Regions from separate parts of the Homo sapiens genome. Here region 1 is linked to region 2. A link is a contact called in ENCODE Hi-C data. All regions are on one chromosome and are shown on one strand. The core of a region is the stretch at or near the end of the contact, and the rest is flanking DNA. Distances in the headings are between cores, read along the strand shown.

Evidence for each region. Hi-C counts contacts between places; a loop is a spot of excess contacts on that map. Pooled maps may share reads with other maps.
Region 1: a map of PC-9 shows a loop between it and region 2 (4-fold over the local background). The contact joins two enhancer-like sites. A Hi-C loop is called at or near these places in 5 of 168 maps with a recorded cell type or tissue (CD14-positive monocyte, MCF 10A, PC-3 and 2 more), 1 of 37 single-sample maps with no recorded cell type and 6 of 50 pooled maps.

What each region holds. Positions count from the first base shown.
Region 1 is chr3:177,924,306-177,930,846 of GRCh38, reverse strand. LOC107986154 (a long non-coding RNA gene) reads left to right here. Exons shown (of 3, transcript XR_001741024.2): 2 at 5,807-5,919. Among named protein-coding and RNA genes, the nearest start is that of LINC02015, 110 kb to the right of the region's middle. Within about 2 kb of position 2,431, at least 5 of the 41 ENCODE cell types and tissues checked have a DNase peak (open chromatin) inside an H3K27ac peak, as active enhancers do; they include CD14-positive monocyte and PC-9, where a contact is called at or near this core.
Region 2 is chr3:177,356,698-177,363,860 of GRCh38, reverse strand. No RefSeq gene overlaps it. Among named protein-coding and RNA genes, the nearest start is that of LINC00501, 66 kb to the right of the region's middle. RefSeq lists enhancers at 2,196-2,395, 3,686-3,980, 3,491-4,332, 5,006-5,300, 5,187-5,426 and 1 more. Within about 2 kb of position 3,285, at least 38 of the 41 ENCODE cell types and tissues checked have a DNase peak (open chromatin) inside an H3K27ac peak, as active enhancers do; they include CD14-positive monocyte and PC-9, where a contact is called at or near this core.

The DNA.
Region 1 (6,541 bases), core at 1,182-3,681, 570 kb before region 2:
AAAATTCTCATTCCATTGCAATATCAGCTTCAAGTCCATAATCTCGTCATCTAAATCAGGTCCAAGTATGAATGTGGTTTCTCAAGTGTAGTTCTTTAAGCACAGCTCTTCAAATACAATTCCTTGTTATTTTTAAACCCATAAAACAAGAGCAAATTATGTCTTCCTCTGCCAACATGCAACAGCGGGACAGATATAAGATAAGCACTTATATGACCCTGTTCAAAGAAGGGGTAGGGGATGGAAGACATAGGGGTTACAGGTCCATGGCAGTTCTAAAATTGAGCCAGGCAAATGTTGGAAGATCCTTGATTAGGTCTCATATCTGAAATAATTCTTCGTGTTTCTCCACTCTGCCCTCTGGGCTCTTGGTTTCACCCTCCTAGTCTTCTTTCTAGTTTTGCAAAATATAGCAGGTGTTAAAATTCTGGGCCTTCAAAGCCCTGTCTTCATTCTGTACTGTTCTGCACTGTCCCATTCCATCCAAGTGGTAATGTTTCTGTATCTATCTCTTTTGAGAACCTTATGGGTTTCCTGTGAAACTTCTCCAGGTTAAATCCATCAGACAAAAGCCCCACCCACACACCTCTTACAGATAATCTCCCTTCCACCTTGGGCTTCTGCTGAGATGACTGGGGACAATGCCCTTAGGCTTCTTAGAAGCTCTACTCTTTGGCTGAGAGAATCTGTGTGGCACACTCTTAATCTCCTTAAGGGGCCCTTCAGTCTGACTGAAGGTTCTCTGAGGTACCAGAGAATTGTGAAGATCTTAATAAAAAGATTTATGGCCACACCCTAGACATTATCTCCGTTTTAGCATCTCCGACTTTCTGAATAGTGTGAGAGCTTTCAGAACCATCAAGATCCAGCTTCTTTTTGTTTAACAGTCCTTCCCTTAGTTTAGCTTTCTCTCATCTCATGTTTTACTATAAGCAGCAAGAAAAAAAAAATGGGTGGTAACTAACCGTTCTGCTTGGAAATCTCAGCTAGATCCCCTAGTTTATCAGGCACATTTTCTACTTTCCATGTTCCTGCAGACAAGTGTATTGTTAAGTTTCTGCCCTTCCCTCCAGTTTCCAATAAGATTTTTCTCCCATTCCTTTAAGGCCTCACTGCCAGCCTCCTCATAATTCAAAATTGTATGCACAATGGGTTCAAGGTACTTGATCTTTCACCAATACTCTACTCAAAATTCTCACAGTTTCCACCTTCTACACACCGCCTATTTCCAAAACCACTGTCTCATTTTAGATTTTGCTATAAGAGCACTCTACTTCCAGGTTCCAAAATCTGTCAGTCAGGAGTTAGAATTCATTCAGCAGTCAGACAAGTAGAACCACTAGCAAAGTGAGTCAGTGACCATGTTCCATTCTTGTGTCATTCCATTCAATACTCACGTTCATAGGAAAACATCTCACTGTCCCAGCCTGGTTCACATGGCCATCCACTCACTGGCCAGAAGGAAGGCAGTACAGTTGGACTGACAGTGCCATCAAAATGACATGTAATAAGAATGGTTAGTTTTTCAAAAGAAAAGGATATGTTACTATCAAATGAAGCAGAAAGGGATACTGGTTGGGTGAAAGTAAAAGATGCCCACCACCTCTATCAAAAGTCTTTGTAACTGGCTGATGGTCTGCTATTTGCAAATAATGGATAAAAAGATTCCCTAGAGTGAACGGTTCCCAAAGATGTCGGGGTGCTTTACAAAAAAAAAAAAAAAAGATACGATTTTTAATTCTGTCTACAGCTCTAGGGCCATCTCCTATATCCAGGTCAGTTCATACTTTGCTGGTTTGTAATGTTGCATAGGAACAAGTAGTAAAAGGTAGGGAAGGAATAAAATGTCTTGACCCAAACAGAATGATTAGGAATACCTATCTCCTAGAGACATAGCCTGGGAGAGGAATTATGACTGAGACCACACAAAAGTCTGAGTGTGTCGTAAACAGGATAAACATTCAGACTTTGAAATGACCATCAATTTCTGTCTTTTCTATTATTAACATTTCTCTGCCTGTATATTTAAAAAACAATAATTCAGAACATGAATCTTTGCTTTCTCCCAAAAATGTCTTGGGCTATGTGATATTTTCACACAAAGGAGCTATTTTTGGCATTCAAAAATTGCTTTTCTTCCTGCTGGCAAAGAGAATTCACTCACTACCTACTAGTGCATAACGCTTATTTTGCTTAAAAAAGAGAAAAAGGAAAAAGGCGCTTCCTCCAAATGATATAGGAGAAAAGAGAAGATATTAAATTTGTAAAGGACAAAATTACTCCTCCTCTTTGAACATTTTCTGGAACAACACCCTGCTGCCTGTCTATTGTTTCAGAGGCTAATAGTTATATAAAGCCTCTTTAACAGCTTCTATTCCACGACATCACTGTCTCTGCCATGAAAGGAGTAGGCAATGGAGTAATGACTCACTTTAAGACCGCACCCTTATTTATATTCAGGGCTTGTCATGGGAGAGATTACCCCATTCTTTTTTGTTTCTTATTTTTTCCTTGTTTGGCTCTTACTTCCTTCTTTAATCCTTCTAAAGTTTTGTTTCAATGTCTACCTGGAACCCCTATGTTCATACTGAAAATGAAAGGAGAAAATTAGGCCGAGAATCGAAAGATTAGAATTCTCTTTGGTCTATTAACTTATGAGTGCTCTGAAGCCAATATTTTATTTAAAGAGAGAAACAAAAGTAGAACTTTGTAAATAATTTTTGCCCAATTTGATGCTTAAATGGATATTATAGGTCATTATTAAGTAATGAACATTTTTAAATAGATGGTTATTTTAATAAACAAAAATGTTGTTTTATTTAATCTCTCCCTTTAAGTTTTAGGTTGCATGGTAATTTAGGGCATACCACTTGTATTAGTCTATTCTCAGACTGCTATAAAGAAATACCTGAGACTGGGTAACTTATTAGGAAAAGAGGTTTAATTGGCTCATGGTTCCACAGGCTGTACAAGAAGCATGGCTGGGGAGACCTTGGGAAACTTACAATCATGGTGGAAGGTGAAGGGGCAGCAGGCCAGAGCAGAAGGAAGAGAGAGAGGGGAGAGGTGCCACACACTTTTAAACAAACAAATCTCATGAGCACTCACTCACTATCACTGAGCAGCACTGAGGGGCAAACTGCCCCCATGATCCAATCCCCTCCCACCAGGCCCCACCTCCAACACTGGGGATTACAATTTGACATGAGATTTGGGTGGGGATGCAGACCCAGACTATATCACCACTCTTTATTAGGAAACTCTGTAAACTTAACTATTTGGGAAAAATAAATGTATTCGATTTCTTTCACTGAACATAAGCATAGAATGACATACCATTTTTATCAGCATTTCTGTTAAATTTTCTTGGGACTTAAATTTAAAAATTCTCCAAGCCATCTTAGTTTTAAAATTAAAAGAGTATCTATCATTTATAGCACTCACACTCCTGGGATACTAATTAGTGAACAATTCATCTGGAAAATTAAAGATGTTCCAGAAAGTGTTACTAAAATAGGTGTTTGTTTTTTTTTTTTTAAGTCTTTATATGAGGAGAACTAGACTCAACTAATGAGCAGCTGAAAGAATACATTCTTATTCTATGAGATTATATATTTATAACAGAAAATAAAAAGTATGCTACTATGGATGGCATTGCAATACGGCAATACAGTAGAACAAAATCCTATAGGGAATAGGTAGTTCCCAGTTGCCTGATGCCTTCCACTAGCACGATGAGGTGATCTGGTGTTATATCGAACCACTGGAAAGGATTGAAATGACCTAGCCCTGAGGAAATCATCCATTGCCTTATATCCCCCAGAATCTCTGTTTTCTCTTATGGTAGATAAAGAATTTAGAGCAATATGATTCTTCCAATGCTACAGGTTTATAGCTCTGGCAGGTCCTAGCTCCATGTGGACATTCCATATTGCCCTGCTATTCCCACTACAAATCTTTCCTTTTCTTCTTTCACTTACTGGTTACTTGCTATGTTTTTTTTTCTTTTTTCTTTCTTTCTTTTTCTTTCTTTTTTTTTTTTTTTTTTTTTGAGACAGAGTTTCACTGTTGTTGCCCAGGCTGGAGTACAGTGGCGGGATCTCAACTCACTGCAGCCTCCGCCTTCCCAGTTCAAGCAATTCTCCTGCCTCTCAGCCTCCCAAGTAGCTGGGATTACAAGCGTGTGCCACTATGCCCGACTAATTTTGTATTTTTAGTAGAGATGGGGTTTCACCATGTTGGTCAGGCTGGTCTCGAACTCCTGACCTCAAGTGATCCACCCGCCTGGGCCTCTCAAAGTGCTGAGATTACAAGCGTGAGCCACTGCGTCCAGCCTGCAAACTCTTTTTCTTATCCTCATTCCTAACACCTCATCTTGGCCTCTTACTTCAGACACTTGATGACCAGACCCTTTTAGACCAAAAATCATGCCTTATTATAATTAGTACCTCTAGCACTAGCACTTAGCCAAATGCCCAGTATATAGTAGAAATTAGATAAGTGCTTGGTGAATGAACGATGTATAAATAAAGAAGTAGATGAATATTAAAGGGTGAATGATAAATGTCTGGGATAAAGAATTTTTCCTTCATATCACTGAAAAAGTAGAAGATAGGTTTTTGATGAAAATTCCATTTTTCAATGATAACATAGTACTATATAGAAAGCTACTATATTTTTAAAAATTAATGTATTACTCTACTTCACAAACAACATGGATAAAGTAAACTTTTGTGGCCTGTTTATTCCTGTTGTGATAACTTGACACTTTGAACATTCTGAGTGGTGCTCTCATCTTGAAAACCCTGACTAGTGCATGGCTTGTATATCTGCTTTTTGTGTTTATGAATTGGAGAATATCCGAAAGATAAAGTAGAAATTAACTTTCGGTACTATAAGTCTAACATGACTTGTAATGTTTTATGGAGGTTTTAAATGCTGATAATCATGGGCTAACAAACAGAATGCAGATCTCCACCCTATCTAGGTCTAGAACATGCTGTTTAGAGAAGTGTTGCTATATGTCAAAAGGAAGAAAATGTTCTGTGACTCCAAAGGTACAGTCACCAGGGTCAAGATTTCAGGACCCAAGGTAGCAGTTGCCAGGGTCAAGATTTCAGTTCAACTTAAAAGAAAGCCAAGCCTTCCAACAACGGAATGAGGCTCCTCCTAAAGTAGCCAGCTCAGCCACCATTGTCCATATTCAAGAAACAGCTATATTTGGTATTTGTACAAAAGTTTAAAATAAAACTGACCAAAAGACTTACATGTTAAACCTGAAGAATTCTGGGCCACCCTGAGGCCTTCTCTGCCCATTGAACAGCCACCCTAAAGGAGATTTTGACTGATGGTTTTCTTTACAGGGTGGTTCAGGGGTTTATCTAGTCCATCCATCCATCCTACCATTCAACCATCCATCCTACCATTCAACCAACCATCCATTTGTCCATCCAACATCTAACCATTCATTCATTCATTATCCTTATAAAAAAAATTCCCTCTGAACCCCTCTTTCCCAGAAGCACCATCCTCATGGTTCCCATGACATTATCTTTCCCTGTGTCCTCCCTTCCTTGCTGCTGCTCAGACATTATTGTCCTCATTTAGCACCCTCCCCTGCACACACTGTAGGATGTGCATATTCTACAAAGTCTAACCACTCATTCTGACTTATTTCCTCTCTATGAGACAAACTCCTCAGAAATCTTGGGAATATGTTTCTTCTGTTGTCACTCACATTTATTATTTTATTTGTATAACAACCTGAGAAGAAGGCAGCGTTAATATTAGTATCCCCATTTTGCAGATGTGGAAACTGAGACCCAGAGAAATTCTCTTACCTGCCCATGCTCACATGATGACAGTGACCCGAACCTGGGCCCTCTGGTTCCAAGCTTGGTGCTCTTTCCACCACCACAGGTGAGACAACTAGGTCCTGAGGGTTTAAATGGGGAATTTCTTTTTGAGCTAGAAGTCTCCTTCTATTTTACATATGATTCAAATTTTTAAATGTTATTTATCTATCAATAAAACTAATATGGGGCTCTGTAAATGTTCTTAACACCAATTTCTTTTTATGGAGTACACTGCAGCAGTCATAAACTCAGGGTACTATTATTTAAGTTAGTTAAGTTACTTTAAGATTATACAAAGAGGCCAATTTTATCACACCGTTATTGCTATTTTGTCACTTTAACATCGTCAGGTTAATTTAAGAAAAGAAAGTAATTTCAAAGGCAGTAAGCCACAATGGTATAGAAAAGGCTTTGCCAGCTGGCTGTAATGCTCTGAAAATTAATGAAATCATCACGCCTTAACATTTTCTCTAGAGCTGCACTGTTAGGAACATATTCTTTCTAAATTTAGCTATTGGCAAACAGTCACTCTTAAAAACTAATAAAATTTAGTAATACTTTCCATACATACCAGGGTGTGTCTTTTTACTCAGTAAAATTATAATTTGAATGTCTATTACTTTATGACATAAATGAATCAAGATGATTTGTACTAAGAAACTAGAGAAGAAACTACAAAAAATGAT
Region 2 (7,163 bases), core at 2,036-4,535:
GCCTGGGCAACAGAGCAAGATTCTGTCTCAAAAAAAAAATCTTTTACTCTTAGAGCCATATAATCACACATAATTTTTTAATTAAAATTTATATTTATTTTGTTGATGAGATATAAATATGGCTACATCAATTCGAGGAGAAAAAAATGATATAAAACCTGCCAGTGTTAAAGAAGAGCTTGCTCATGAATTTTTTAAGTGAACGATGATGGGTATCCGATTGCTGTGGTATTTGGATCCTATTGGATACATTTTTTAAAGTGATGTTATGTTAAAATGTCAACTTTTTGCAATATACTAGATATTATTTCCTTTGCAACAACTTCCACTTAGGATGCCAAACTGTAGCTATCATTTTTAAAAAGAGCCCGGAATACATTGTTTTTCAAGATTCTTTTAGGGGGTACATGCACAAAACAGTGTGATGCTGACAACTAATATGGAATAGCAGTCCCCTAACCTTTTCATAAGGAAGTATCCCTTCTTGAACATTTTAAAAATAAAAGCAGTCATAGTTTTACTTTCTATACCTATTAACCAAGAAAAATCAAGTAACAAAAAAACAAACTAGTAGGTATTCAGTAACACTTAAAATTATTAAATGAATTGTTATATTCATCAAAATAGCATCTAAAGATTTTAACCCATATAGATGTGAAGTATATGATCCACTTATCTAGAGAATATCTAGGACACCCAGTGATTCACAGCAACTCTGTACTACACTACAGCCTCCAGTCTCGGAACCACACTGGATGGGTTCCGTTGACCTTTGCAGAGTGGTCTTTCCCTGTGGGGAGGCTAGAAAAATACTGAAGCAGCTCATTTCAAGTGGATATCCTGCTAAGGTATACACAGATTCAAATGCTTTCTGCAGTCAAGCAAGTAGCTTAAATGAGGGAACCTGCCTATGGGTGAGAAAAGAGGGAGAGGCTGGAATTGTAGGCAACAGAAGGCTGTGTGCCGGGTTTCAAAGGGGCAGCTGCTATCCAGCCCCACCCAATTGTTGACAAGGCTTCTGTTGCCTGCAGCTTTTTACTTTTCAGGAAAAGCTGGATTTTCCTGTGAATCCTCTGGATTTTTAATCCAACTTTTCTAAAAACAACTGTTCAGGCTAACCTAAATACAAATGGGAGCTAAATCCACGTTCAATGTCTGCACCAGTGCAACTGGAAGTGTGGTCCCAGGTTCAACAACTGTTTCTTGCATTCCACAATGAGATGTGCATAGCAACTGAGAATAACACTTAGAAATAGCCATAACAGTTTGACAGGGTAATTTTGTCATGTAATTTTCTGAATCTAATAATAAAAAATTGGCTTGTATCTTATACATCTGTTTTATTTCCCTAATTTTTTAGAAACAAAAATATCAGTGGGCAGTAGATTAAAAATCTTGCCCATGACAGTTTAAGAAGCATTGCTGTGGTCTTCATCAAAGCAAGCGGACCACTGGAGGATGCTGTATTTGATAACTGAATCTCCGTGTCTAGAATCGTCACATGGACCGCCTGAAAGAGACAAGCCTATGAATCAAAATGCAACCAGTTCTTTCCAGCTGACAAATATTTGGCAGTAAAGAACCAGAGGAACGGGGGAAATAATGTCACTCCCGGAGGACCGCTCCTAGCCCATCAGATTACCAGGGTTCCTCCAGGGCCAGCTGTGGGAGGAATAGCCTGATGCCACGGTCACCTGGAGTTCCTTCTCCCTCCCACAGCACAGGAGGACCAGCCCCTTAGAGGCCCTCACTGAAGGGCAGAGGGCATGCTCTCAGGCGGTCATTTCTGTGTCTACCTGTTCCAACACACTGAGCTTGTCCAGGGCAGAGACTCCTGCTCCTCCATCCCCCCAACATGGCTCTTCTTCACTGAATTCTCTCCTCCTCTGCCAAATATAAGGTTCCTTGCTAGGCAAAGAACCTTGTCAGCCTCTAGTTAGGGGTGCTGAACTTTGGCAACTGGTAGCCTGCCTCCTACTTATCAGGTTCTATCCAAGCTGATCCTCCAGACTTTGTCCTCCCCTGCTTAGGCAGAAACTCTAGGGTAGGAAGTCCGTTGCCCGCTGCCGAAGCTCAGCACCCAAAGCAAGGTGGCCCACGTCCTTCCCTAGCACGGATCCCTATAGTAGGCAGTTGTGTCTGGGAGAGGCTAAGGCAAAGACGAGAGGGTCAGCTGGGCTAAAAACCGGAAGTGCTTAGAGACTGAAGAGTTTCTTCATCTTGAGAACCAAAAAGACAGACTGTCAGGTCTGCATGCTCCTCTCTGAGCTGAGGGAAACCCCCTAGGTAAATAGCTCCCAGTTGGAGGCGAGTGCCCCGACCCTTCCCCACTTCAGCAGCTTCAGCCTCCAGACTCAACACATGCTGGGCCATCTTGGAGGTCTGGTGTTCCAGGCCTCCCCAGCTGCCTGCACCTCCGAAAGGGGAAATGGGGGTGGGGTGGGAGGGCCAGGCCTGGGGAAGTGATTTTAGAAGTGCAAGTCTGGTGGGAGAGTTTTTCCGTCAGACCATCTGGAGGGAAGTAGTCATAATCTACTACAAGTTCTCCCGAAATGATCAAGTACACATAGGGAAATTGTTACATTGTTGAAAAACATGTCTGCTTCGCTTCCTCCTGGGGAGCTCTAAAGACTTTTATCAGAGATGGACTCCCTGCTTGAGGTACAGAGAGATTAAGATGAGGCCAAAGAACAGCTCTCTCCCCTTGTAATTCTCCAGGTAGCCAGTTTTCAGCTGGCTGCCATTTTTTGCAATTTAAGATGCTAAGAGAATTTAAATGAGATCAGCCCTGTGTGTGTAAAGAAGGAAACAGTCTGTATGGCCAAACAGAAAAGGTACCATGTTGTATGAGTTACTGCCTTTCACGTTAACTGGTGTGTGTGTGTGTGTGTGTGTGTGTGTGTAGAACAAAAGTACAGTTGTCTATACAATTAGTTATTTAAGCTATTTCAAGTACCATTACAGCAAGGGGGAAGGGAGGGAACATCTAAACTACATAAAATTATTTTTAAAAATTCGTTCTAGAAAAAAGGAAATGCCAGAGTAGTAAGATAAGGAGTCTTAATTAGCAACAAATTCATCTATTTCCTTCCTCCAAAACCGAGACAGTCTTCTAAGGCAATTTGCTTGGAGAGCAGTTTTGCGCCATAAATCTGGGACATGTTTTTCATGTGTGTTTGCCCTGTGTGAGGCTTAAGAAAAACACAGCAACCAAACCATCCAGTTCAGCCCTGGAGGGAAAGACCTAGAAGACCTAATCACCCGTGATGGCGATTACATAACAGAGAATCGCGCGCGCGCGCGCGCACACACACACACACACACACACACACACACACACACTCCAAGAGTCTCAAAAAAAAAAAAAAGAAAATCAGCCTTTGGCTTCCTGTCACAGAAGATATCTCCTTTTTTTTTTTTTCCTTTGTGAGGATCACTAAGAATGCTTCTTAAAGACCAAGTGGATGTCTTTGGTAGAAATAGAGGTCACTTAAGGATGATTTATAAGTGCACCCGAAGGCAAAATGAAGCATGTATCGATATCTAAAGTGCATCTGCATTTAGTGAAGCAAAAGCTCATAGTCTGTTTCTAATTTGTGCCTTGCAGATGCCCTCCCCACTAGGGAAAGGCCTGGCTCTGAGCAGCCGCCCCTCCCCGAGGCCGCCAAGCTCCCAGTTCAGGCCCTTTCTTGGGCAGCCGGAGTGCTCCTCTCTTAGATAATGCCAGGTACTCTGGAAAGTAGCCGTGTAATAATACACAAACCCCTGATGATGTCAGCGTGTTATTGACTTTCCAAGTCTGAATGACTGAGCAGAGGAGCGGGGGTGGGGCGCAATCCATCCGGCAGCGCGGAGACCGGCCAAGCGAAAATGGGCTCGCCAGCCTGGCGGGGGAGGGGCGGCTCGCAACAGCGGCGGCTGCTTCGAGCTCCGGCTCTGCCGCCGCGGCGTCGGGGTCGCTGCCGCCCAGCCCAGGCGGGGCTCGGGTTCCCGCTCCTCTGATGTTTACGTTTGGTCAAAAACTCCTCAGACAGAAATAACTAATGCCTCCCCCCGGAAGCTTTTACCACGTGGCAGAGTGGGGTCACAAAGGGGGGAGCAGTGGCACGAAGGGGATGGGGAGGAAGACCTCCCTGTTCCCTCCCCCACCCTGCAGGGGCCTTCCTCTTAGGCTGCAGAGCCGAGGGTCGCTCTCCGTGGTGGAGTTCCCTCTGCAGAAGACCCCTGGAAAATTGCACTTCAGCAGTGGTGACATTTTATAGGCCATGATTTGCTGCATTTATGGCTCTGGCAGTGCAGGTGCGGAGTCGTAGGCTCCCGTTCTCACCCTGCAAATTGCTCACAGTGCAATCTGTCATCTTCAAGGCTAGGTGTGAACCGGGCAGGGTTGCCCTTAAAACGGAATTGCAGTTAAAGGCCGGGATCTGGAAGGAAGCGCTCTACCCCGGGGCGTGGCCTTTCCCACCGGCTCTGGACCTTTCCTTCAAGCCCCGCCATGCGCGCCCACCGACTTGGCTGTCGCAGCCTGGGGGCACTGGGCGCCCTGGGCTCTGCCTGCCTGCAGAGCTCTCATTCTTTCCGTTCCAGGCCTGTGGAATCCTCCAGTGAACAAGGCCTCATGCTGGCCTCTGCCCCACCCCACTGCGAGGAGCCGCTCCTCCTCCGAGGCCTATGGTTTTTCTCCCCGCGGAGTGGGCTTGGTGGGAGCACCGCGTGGCGCAAACAGCACGGGGGGACTTTGGAATCGCCTGGACTTGAGCCCTGCCCCACCACGTGTTCGCTGTGTGAATGTGGACAGGGTGGTTACCCTCTCTACAGCCCGCGTCTTAAAATGGGAGTAGTAACAACCCCCTCAACAGTTGTTCTGAGGATTAAGTGAAATTCAGATTTCATAGGAGACCTTTTTCAATAGTCAAGTCTCTCGCCTTTATGAGTCAAGTTCCACTGGGGCCAGAGGCCCTGTGGTTGTTTCTGAAAACAAGGTCAGCAGAAGTGCTAGACCCATTGTTTCCTCAACTCAGCCCTTCCCCCTACACTCCTGGCAAAGTGGAGCCCGCAGCCTCTTCCGACCCACTTCCACCTTCACCCACACCCACAGGCTTACAGGGCAGAGCTGTTTTGTTGACGGGGCGGGGGTGGGGGTGGGGACGTGGAAACTGTACCTCTGACCTAAGCTGGACCATTCACGGCCCTTCTCAAATTTCCCTCCCCCACCTTGCCACAGGGGATTGGTCCCAGCGGGAAGAGCTGACATATTTGAATCCAATCAAAAGCCTTCTTGGGAAATTTTGAAACTGGAAGTGAAAAAGTCAGTTTCTCCCCAGGGCTAAAACTGCAAGATATTATAACATACATGACCATGTTTCCCATGGTCAGGAGAGGAGAGGCAAGGCCAATCTGAAGGCAGAAACAGAGATAAAGATCGAGCAGAAAACAAAGATAGAGCCTCAGCCACAGCCAGACAGGCTGGGAGAGAGCGCTGAGGCCAACAGGAGTCTAATGTTATTGGCAGCATCGGTTCCTGTGTCCCTGGTACAGCCCTGCCTGCCCCCGATTCCTTGCGACAGCCCATTATTTTTTGCCACAAATTCTTATTGTTTAACCTAGTTTGTGTTTTTGTTGCTTCTAATCCAAAAATCCCATGGCATTTACTAGTTTAACTTACACAGTATGTCAGTTGAGTTCAAGAGCTCCCCAGCCCCATTATAACCCCCCGAGAAGTCTTCTATCCTCCGCAGCATATGTCAGTGCCCCATAACAAGGTGCTCAATAAATGCTCTTCAGATTGCACTGAGCAAGTTGTGAGTGGACGGGAAGTGCCCTGGTGGCTGTTGAAACTGGAGGCTTCAACTGGTTAATTTAAAGGGGAAGCATCGCCAATTGCCACAGACTTCTAGAAGCCCATTTATTGTACCCTAGTGGTAATTAGGGCTTATTCAAGTGAATAGAAAGAGAAAAGAGAAGAAACTTTATCCCCTCTAAATTGCATTTAATAAAAATCTTGGAGAAAATGAGTGAATTGTCAGGCTTAATAATTTCCCCTGGGTCTTTGTTGGAGGGAGGCTGAGGAAATGTACAGTATTCTACATTTATAGGACAGCAGATCTGCATTTTAACAGAGTAAAATGCAGTCGTGGCTTACCCTCCTTTTTTCCCCCTTCATTTGTTTCCAAAGGGTTTTTTTCCAGCTCATGAGTCACTTCCAGTCAGATTCAAAGACAAAAGCCGGCTAATTGTGTGTCCATGAGTCAGGGTCCCACCCTGCCTTATCTGAACACCCTTTCTAGCTCTGAGAAGACAGAGCAATTTTCAGCCTATAAGGCATTGAGTGGAACCTGTTACACACCGCTTCTGGGTCAGGCTCTTTAGGGAGCAGTCCAGGCCCTTCCATTTCCTTCTGGCATCTGGCAGCTGATAGCACCTTGGGGTGTTTCCTTGCCAGTGTTATTTTCAGTCAGGAACTGTGCAGTCTACCCTGTTCCTAAGGCACCCTGTTGAGCCCAGAGAGATAAAGGTGAATTTAAAAGGAGGTCTAAACCCTCTAGCAATTTATCATATAATGAAGGAGAAAGGCAGAAAAGAATCACTGTTAGACAAGCTTTGAGGGTTATGGAAGAGTAAGTGCTAAGACTAATGATTTCTCAGTCTGCACCCCTTGCTGTCTCTCAGCAGCATTTTATCTGGTTGACTTTCCAACTACTTGAAACATTTTATTTCCAGACCTCCCTGATGTTACTTTGTTTTCCAAGCAGTGTCTATTTCCCACCCCCACTTTTTCTCTTATCCTTATGCCTTACATTCTCCCTCTTTCTAGATATCTCACTTCCAGATAATGGTACCACATCCAGCTGGCTGCTCATGCCCCAGAGACAATTCCTGATTTTTTTTTTTTTCTTTTTGAGACAGAATCTCGCTCAGTTGCCCAGGCTGGAGTGCAGTGGCATGATCTTGGTTCAATGTAGCCTCCGCCTCCTGGGTTCAAGGATTCTAATGCCTCAGCCTCCTCAGTAGCTGGGATTACAGGCGTCCACCACCACATCCAGCTCATTTTTGTATTTTTAGTAAAGATGGGGTGTCACCAGGTTGGCTAGGCTAGTCTCAAACTCTTGACCTCAGGTGATCTGCCCACCTCGGCCTCCCAAAGTGCTGGGATTACAGGCTTG